Regions from separate parts of the Homo sapiens genome. Here region 2 is linked to region 1. Evidence: read pairs that join two places in POLR2A ChIA-PET (ENCODE). Cell type or tissue: B cell. All regions are shown on one strand. Each heading gives the region's core, and the rest is flanking DNA. Links, peaks and the distances in the headings are about the cores only.

What was found. Peaks named below come from ENCODE experiments on the same cell type or tissue, not always from the same donor. Only the 100,000 strongest peaks of a DNase experiment are listed, where the experiment ranks them.
Region 2: POLR2A ChIA-PET joins it to region 1 with 5 read pairs; 2 of 35 experiments call an interaction of 5 or more read pairs at or near these places.

What each region holds. Positions count from the first base shown.
Region 1 is chr15:90,212,636-90,215,540 of GRCh38, forward strand. All of the region lies in intron 1 of SEMA4B (semaphorin 4B), which reads left to right. Among named protein-coding and RNA genes, the nearest start is that of SEMA4B, 13 kb to the left of the region's middle. RefSeq lists silencers at 1-57, 2,002-2,296. In B cell, for the core only: a CTCF peak has its summit at 2,071 (motif pointing right); DNase peaks (open chromatin) are centred at 743, 1,356 and 2,296; H3K4me3 peaks cover 1,653 bases; H3K27ac peaks cover 2,500 bases.
Region 2 is chr15:90,058,177-90,061,081 of GRCh38, forward strand. The region is part of intron 1 of ZNF710 (zinc finger protein 710); the gene reads left to right. Among named protein-coding and RNA genes, the nearest start is that of ZNF710-AS1, 23 kb to the right of the region's middle. RefSeq lists enhancers at 727-1,438, 1,264-1,383, 1,504-1,563, 1,574-1,623. In B cell, for the core only: no CTCF peak of the experiment used is centred there; DNase peaks (open chromatin) are centred at 315, 569 and 1,555; H3K4me3 peaks cover 510 bases; H3K27ac peaks cover 2,500 bases.

The DNA.
Region 1 (2,905 bases), core at 251-2,750:
TACCGTGTACACACACACACACACACACACACCACAGGCAAGCTCAGGCAGGGTCCTTCACAGACGTCTGCAGTCACTCTGGAGGTGACCCAAGCACCTGGGCCCTTAGACAGTAACACCACTCACACCGAGCACAGACCAGCTCGCGCCCACAACACGAGCCTGTGACACGCAAGTCTCTGTTTCTGAGCTGATGCCGTCTGGCTTTGGCCATGAGACCCTCGTGTGACCAGGTGCGTGCCTAAGTTAGAATCGCCCAGGCTAAGTTCGTGAACCCCCTGGATGAGGGAGGCCCGACTCCCGCAAGGAGCCCTGCCCTTCTGCCAGCTCTCACCGGGCCGGATTTTCCTGCGGGGCTTTTGGATTTTGTTTTTGAGTCACTCATTGAGTGTTGGTCGCGTGCCAGACACCATGCCACACTGCAAACCATGTGCAACGTTGTTTTAGCAAAGCTGTCTCAGTAAATGTGGGTTATTATGTATATTATTATTTACATACGTAATCTCATTTTTTCTAATAACAACCCCATGAGGCAAAGTGTTATTATTTTCCCCATTTTACAGATAAGGAAAACGGGGCTTTGAGAGGTTAAGTGGCGTGTCCTGGTGGCACACAGCCAGTAAGTGGTAGAGGATGGCTTTGAACCCAGGTCTCTAACTCTACTCTGCACACCATGGCTTTCAGTCTGACTCTCAGGGCAGAGAGATGAGGCAAGTGTGGAAGGGAAGCCCCAGAAGGGGAAAGCCTGGTTAAGGGGCCCTTCACCCCCCTCTCCAAGGCACATTCCCCTTTCTGTCCCTTTGTCGTTTCATTCACTCTACTCCCAGCATGGCTGGAGGGCTTGTGGCTGGCTCGTTTGGAGGCCTGGGCTGAACCAGGGACTGGCTGGTCTATAGGTTTCCCCTCCAGCCGGCTGCACTCTGTAGTGCCCGAGGCAGGTTTCCACCCCTTCTCCCAGGCGTAAGTGGGATTGAGTTGCCACCTGGGACTGAGGCTTATCTCTGACTCTTGGCATTTCTTTGTCTGGACAGATTCCAAGGGCGGTCTGCTGCCCAGACTTACAGGGCCTGCCCAGGTGGAAACGCTCTTTTGCAGGTAGATAAGCACGGGCAACCAGCTTATCTGAACCAGCCCTTGCTTCCAGAGAACTATGGAAAAATCCAAAAGATAAGAAGGGACCGCAGTGTCTGTCTTGGTCTCACTCCTCTTGAGACTCCTGTGATCTTTATATGTCTCATTCCTCCCGTGACATGTATGAGAAACTGCAGCTCATTGAGACGATGTCTCTGCTGCCTGACAGAAGGGCCTACTTGAGGGCCGGGCTCGGTGGCTCAGCCACCTGACCCCCGTCATCCTGTTAACTAGTGTCACCCCCACCCGAGGGCTTCCTTCCCCATTTGCTGCCAGGTGTAAAGCTGAGCTTCGGCTGGGCGCGGTGGCTCAGGCCTATAATCCCAGCACTTTGGGAGGCTGAGGCAGGCGGATCACCTGAAGTCAGGAGTACGAGAGACCAGCCTGGCCAACATGATGAAACCCTGACTTTACTGAAAATACAAAAATTAGCTGGGCATGGTGGCAGGCACCTGTAATCCCAGCTTCTTGGGAGGCTGAGGCAGGAGAATCGCTTGAACCTGAGAGGTGTAGGTTGCACCATTGCACTCCAGCCTGGACAACAAGAGAGAAACTCCGTCTCAAAAAAAAAAAAAAAAAAGGGCTGAGCTGCTGGGCGTGGTGGCTCACGCCTGTAATCCCAGCACTTTGGGAGGCCGAGGCGGGTGGATCACATGAGGTCAGGAGTTCAAGACCAGCCTGACCAACATGGAGAAACCCCGTCTCTACTAAAAATACTTTGCCGGGCGTGGTGACATATGCCTGTAATCCCAGCTACTCAGGAGGCTGAGGCAGGAGAATCGCTTGAACCTGGGAGGCGGAGGTTGCGGTGAGCCAAGATTGTGCTATTGCACTCCAGCCTGGGCAACAACAGCAAAACACCATCTCAAAAAAAAAAAAAAAAAAAAAGGCTGAGCTTCCCCCAAATGGCTGATATGTGTTCCTCCTTATGGACATTGAGGATGGAGTAGCTTCATTTCCCATTTTTCTTTGGCCACCAGGAGGCCCAGCACTAAAGGCTCAGCCCTTCTCTACCAGCTGTGCGAAGACTCATTGACCTACTCGTGAATTTTTACTTCCTTGCTGATGGAGATGTTTTTCTTCAGATTTGGGTTTTCTCTGCTCCTGATTTTAATGTTTATATTTCACTACTTTCTTTTCTTCATGTCTCCCCACCCTTTATGGAACCAGGCTGGGGGTATGTAAAAACACTCCACAGGTAAACACACATGAAGTCATCTTCACAGCTGCTTGATTGGGCGTGTTGCACTTTTTGCTTCCTCAGCTTCGTGAGACTGTTTGTGTGGTCATAACCCACTGGTCCGCTACAACGTGCCTGAGGGTGGTCAGGGTGCTGCTCTTTGCTTGTTTTTGTGTTCTCATCAGCTGCTTAGAATTTTAAAAATAATTTCTCTCCAAACCCTTTAGTTACCCAAAGCATAAACAGTACCCTGGTGGGTAAGTGTGTGTGTGTTTCTTTTTTTTTTTCTTTGATTTATATATTTCACATTATATAAGGATAACCTGCTTATTAGAGAATCTAAAAATGATAACAAGTAAAAAAGAAAAGAAAGCTACCTGTAATTCTACCAGGGAGCCCATGTTTTAGTGTTTTGTGATACATCCTTCTGGATTTTTTTCCTATGCTTATATTTTTCCCACAAAAAATAGAATTTGACCATACATACTAAATATAACCTGAATTTTCACTTCATGGTAGATAATTCGTGTCTTTCCTTGTTGTTATTCTGCAAAAACAAAAGCTACTTAAAATGTGTACCAAGGTCTGGGCGCA
Region 2 (2,905 bases), core at 176-2,675, 150 kb before region 1:
AGGTGAGAAAGCACTCAGAGCTCCTGGGCCTGAGCTCCTGGGGACTCTGCCATTAGCAGGGGAAGGCAAGGAAGAAGGCACTTGGGGTGGGGAGGGCCCTCTGGCTTGATTCACCGGACAAGGTCAGGTCACTGAGAGTGTGCATCTGCTCTTGCTAACTAATTTGGAGAGGCCCTTCCCTATGCTGCCTGGACACCACCCCAAGGAGGAGGCAGGACTGTCCTGGGAGTGAGGTGCTCAGAGAAGAGCAAAGCCTTGGTAGAACTCTCAGGCAAGAGTTTCACTCTCCATCTCACTTACCGCATTCAGTCTTGGTCCCTTGGCGACTGTCAGTTTCCTTCTCTTCCCTTTTCTGTACGCTGGTGTCTTTCTCTAGAGACACTCCCGTGCTGGGCCCCCTCTGTTCCTCTGCAGTCACTGTCCTGTGGGTGGCCTGGCTGTCAGGGGAGATGATCCACAGTGTGATTATTGTATCAGTCAGGGTTCTAGAGTAAGAAATAGAACCAGTAGGAGACACTATATATTTATATATATATATATATACACACATATACACACACACGTACACAGAGAGGTCTCTTTTAAGGAATTGGCTCCTGTGATTGTGGGGGCTGGCAAGTCCAAAATCTGCAGGGCAGACCCGGGGGCTGGAAACTCAGCAAGATTCATAAGTTACAGTCTCAAGGCAGAATTCTTTCTCTGGGAAGCCTCAATGTTTGCCCTTAAGGCCTTCAACTGATTGATGCCCACCCACATTATGGAGGGTCATCTGCTTTTCTTAAAGTCAACCGATTGTAAATGTGAGTCACATCTACAGGATACCTTCATAGCAACATCTAGCTTAGCCAAGCACACAGCCGGGCACCATAGCTTAGCCAAGATGACGCATATGATTTACCACGACAGTGATGGTCTCAGGCTGAGAGAGGGTCCTCATCCTGTCCTCATGTACTTCAAGGGAAGCAGTGCTTGCACTAAATCCTCAAAGATGATGGGAAATTCACCCAGTTCGAGGGAAGGGCAGTCCTGGCAGGGGAATCAGCCTGTGCAGAGGCCCCAAGGTAGGAAACATCGGTGAGTTGGGGGCAGAGGGGCAGTGGAGCCTGCCTGGGAGCCATCTTGGGCAGCAAATGAAGGCATGGGCAGTGCATCCCGCCTACCAAAAGGCTGTGGGGGCTGCGGGGCCGGAGACCTGCATTCTAGCCCTTGCTCCCCCACCGTCTCACTGTGTGACCTTGGACCATTCCCTTCCCCTCCCTGGGCCTCAGTTTCCTCATCTGTTAACAGGGCCGGGTATGGTGCGCATCACGGGGGTTTGTGGGTTGGTGGCCCTGTGTCAGGGGCCCAGCCACTCTGACTCCCAGAGGTGGGGCTCAGTGAATCTGTCCACAGAGAAAGGGGAAGCAAGGCAGAGACAGGATCGCAGGAGGAAGAGACTCTCGAACTTCCCCTGCCCCTCCCCCGTGCCGGCGGCAGCTCCCTGGGCCTCTGGCTCCTGAGGCCTGTGGGCTGGGCAGAAGTGAGACTGTGGCAAGGGGCCCCGAGGCACAGGCCTTCCAGCTCTCGCTTCCTCTTCCCTTCTGCGCATGTGAGTAGAGTTTCCCTTGAAGCCTCCTGCGAGGAGGACAACAGGGGAAACCAAGAGGCTGGTTTCCTTAGGCGGTGAAATCCCGTGCATGTTTTTCACAGCGGGTGTACAGGCCTGGAACTTCCTCTTCTCCTCCCACCTGGTTACCTGTCCCGCCCACTCCAGCTTCAGCCTCTCCAGCCCCAGGGCCCTGGACTCCAAGGGGCAAAAGGCCCAGAGCCACATCCTGGAGGGCTTGAATGCCAGACCCAGGGTCAGGAGCCCCCTCCCCGCTCTTGCTCTGTTGGGTCCTGAACTGCCTCCACGGAAGCCAGTCCTCAGTCCCTGTCCCCACCCCACCCCACCCCCATACTGCAGCCCCCGCCTCCCAGAGATCCGGGTGCTTCATGTGGACTGAGCTTACGCAAGTCAACTCCCCAAGGGTGAGAACTTTAATTTGCCCCTTCTATCTACCCACAAGCAAGCACCTAATAGGTTTAGTAAATGTGCATTAAATCAGTGGCTCAAGCCTGGCACAGTGGCTTAGGCCTGTCATCCCAGCACTTTGGGAGGCCAAGGTGAGAAGATCGCTTGACCCCAGAAGTTCAAGACCAGCCTGGGCAACTTAGCAAGACTCCACCTCTACAAAAACAATGTAAAATTAGACAGGTGTGGTGGCACATGCCTTTAGTCCCACCTACTTGGGAGGCTGAGGCAGGAGGATTGCCTGAGCCCAGGAGTTTGAGGCTGCAGTGAGCTATGATGGCACCACTGCACTCCAGCCTGGACAATAGAGGAAGGCCCATCTCTTAAAAAAATAAAAAGTCAGGCCGGGCGCAGTAGCTCACGCCTGTAATCCCAGCACTCTGGGAGGACGAGGCAGGTGGATCACCTGAGGTCAGGAGTTCGAGACCAGCCTGGCCAACATGGTGAACACCTTGTCTCTATTAAAAATATAAAAAATTAGCCGAGCATGGTGGTGGGCGCCTGTAATCCCAGCTACTTTGGAGGCTGAGGCAGGAGAATTGCTTGAACCCAGGAGGCAGAGGTTGCAGTGATCCAGTATTGCTCCACCGCACTCCAGACTGAGCAACAGAGCAAGACACTGTCTCAAAAAATAAATAAATAAATAAAAAGTCAGAGGTTCAGCTGCAGGGCTGGAGACTGCAGTCTCTGAGCAACCTGGTGATTCAAGGCCAAGATGAGGAGCCAACAGGCAAGCCTGCCTTCCAGGATAAGTTCGAGGCACTGCTGAGGCTGTGTCAGGGAGTATGGGCTCACTGGACCTTCAGGAAATAGTCATCAAATTACATTGATCACGGGTGGTTGGTGATGTCC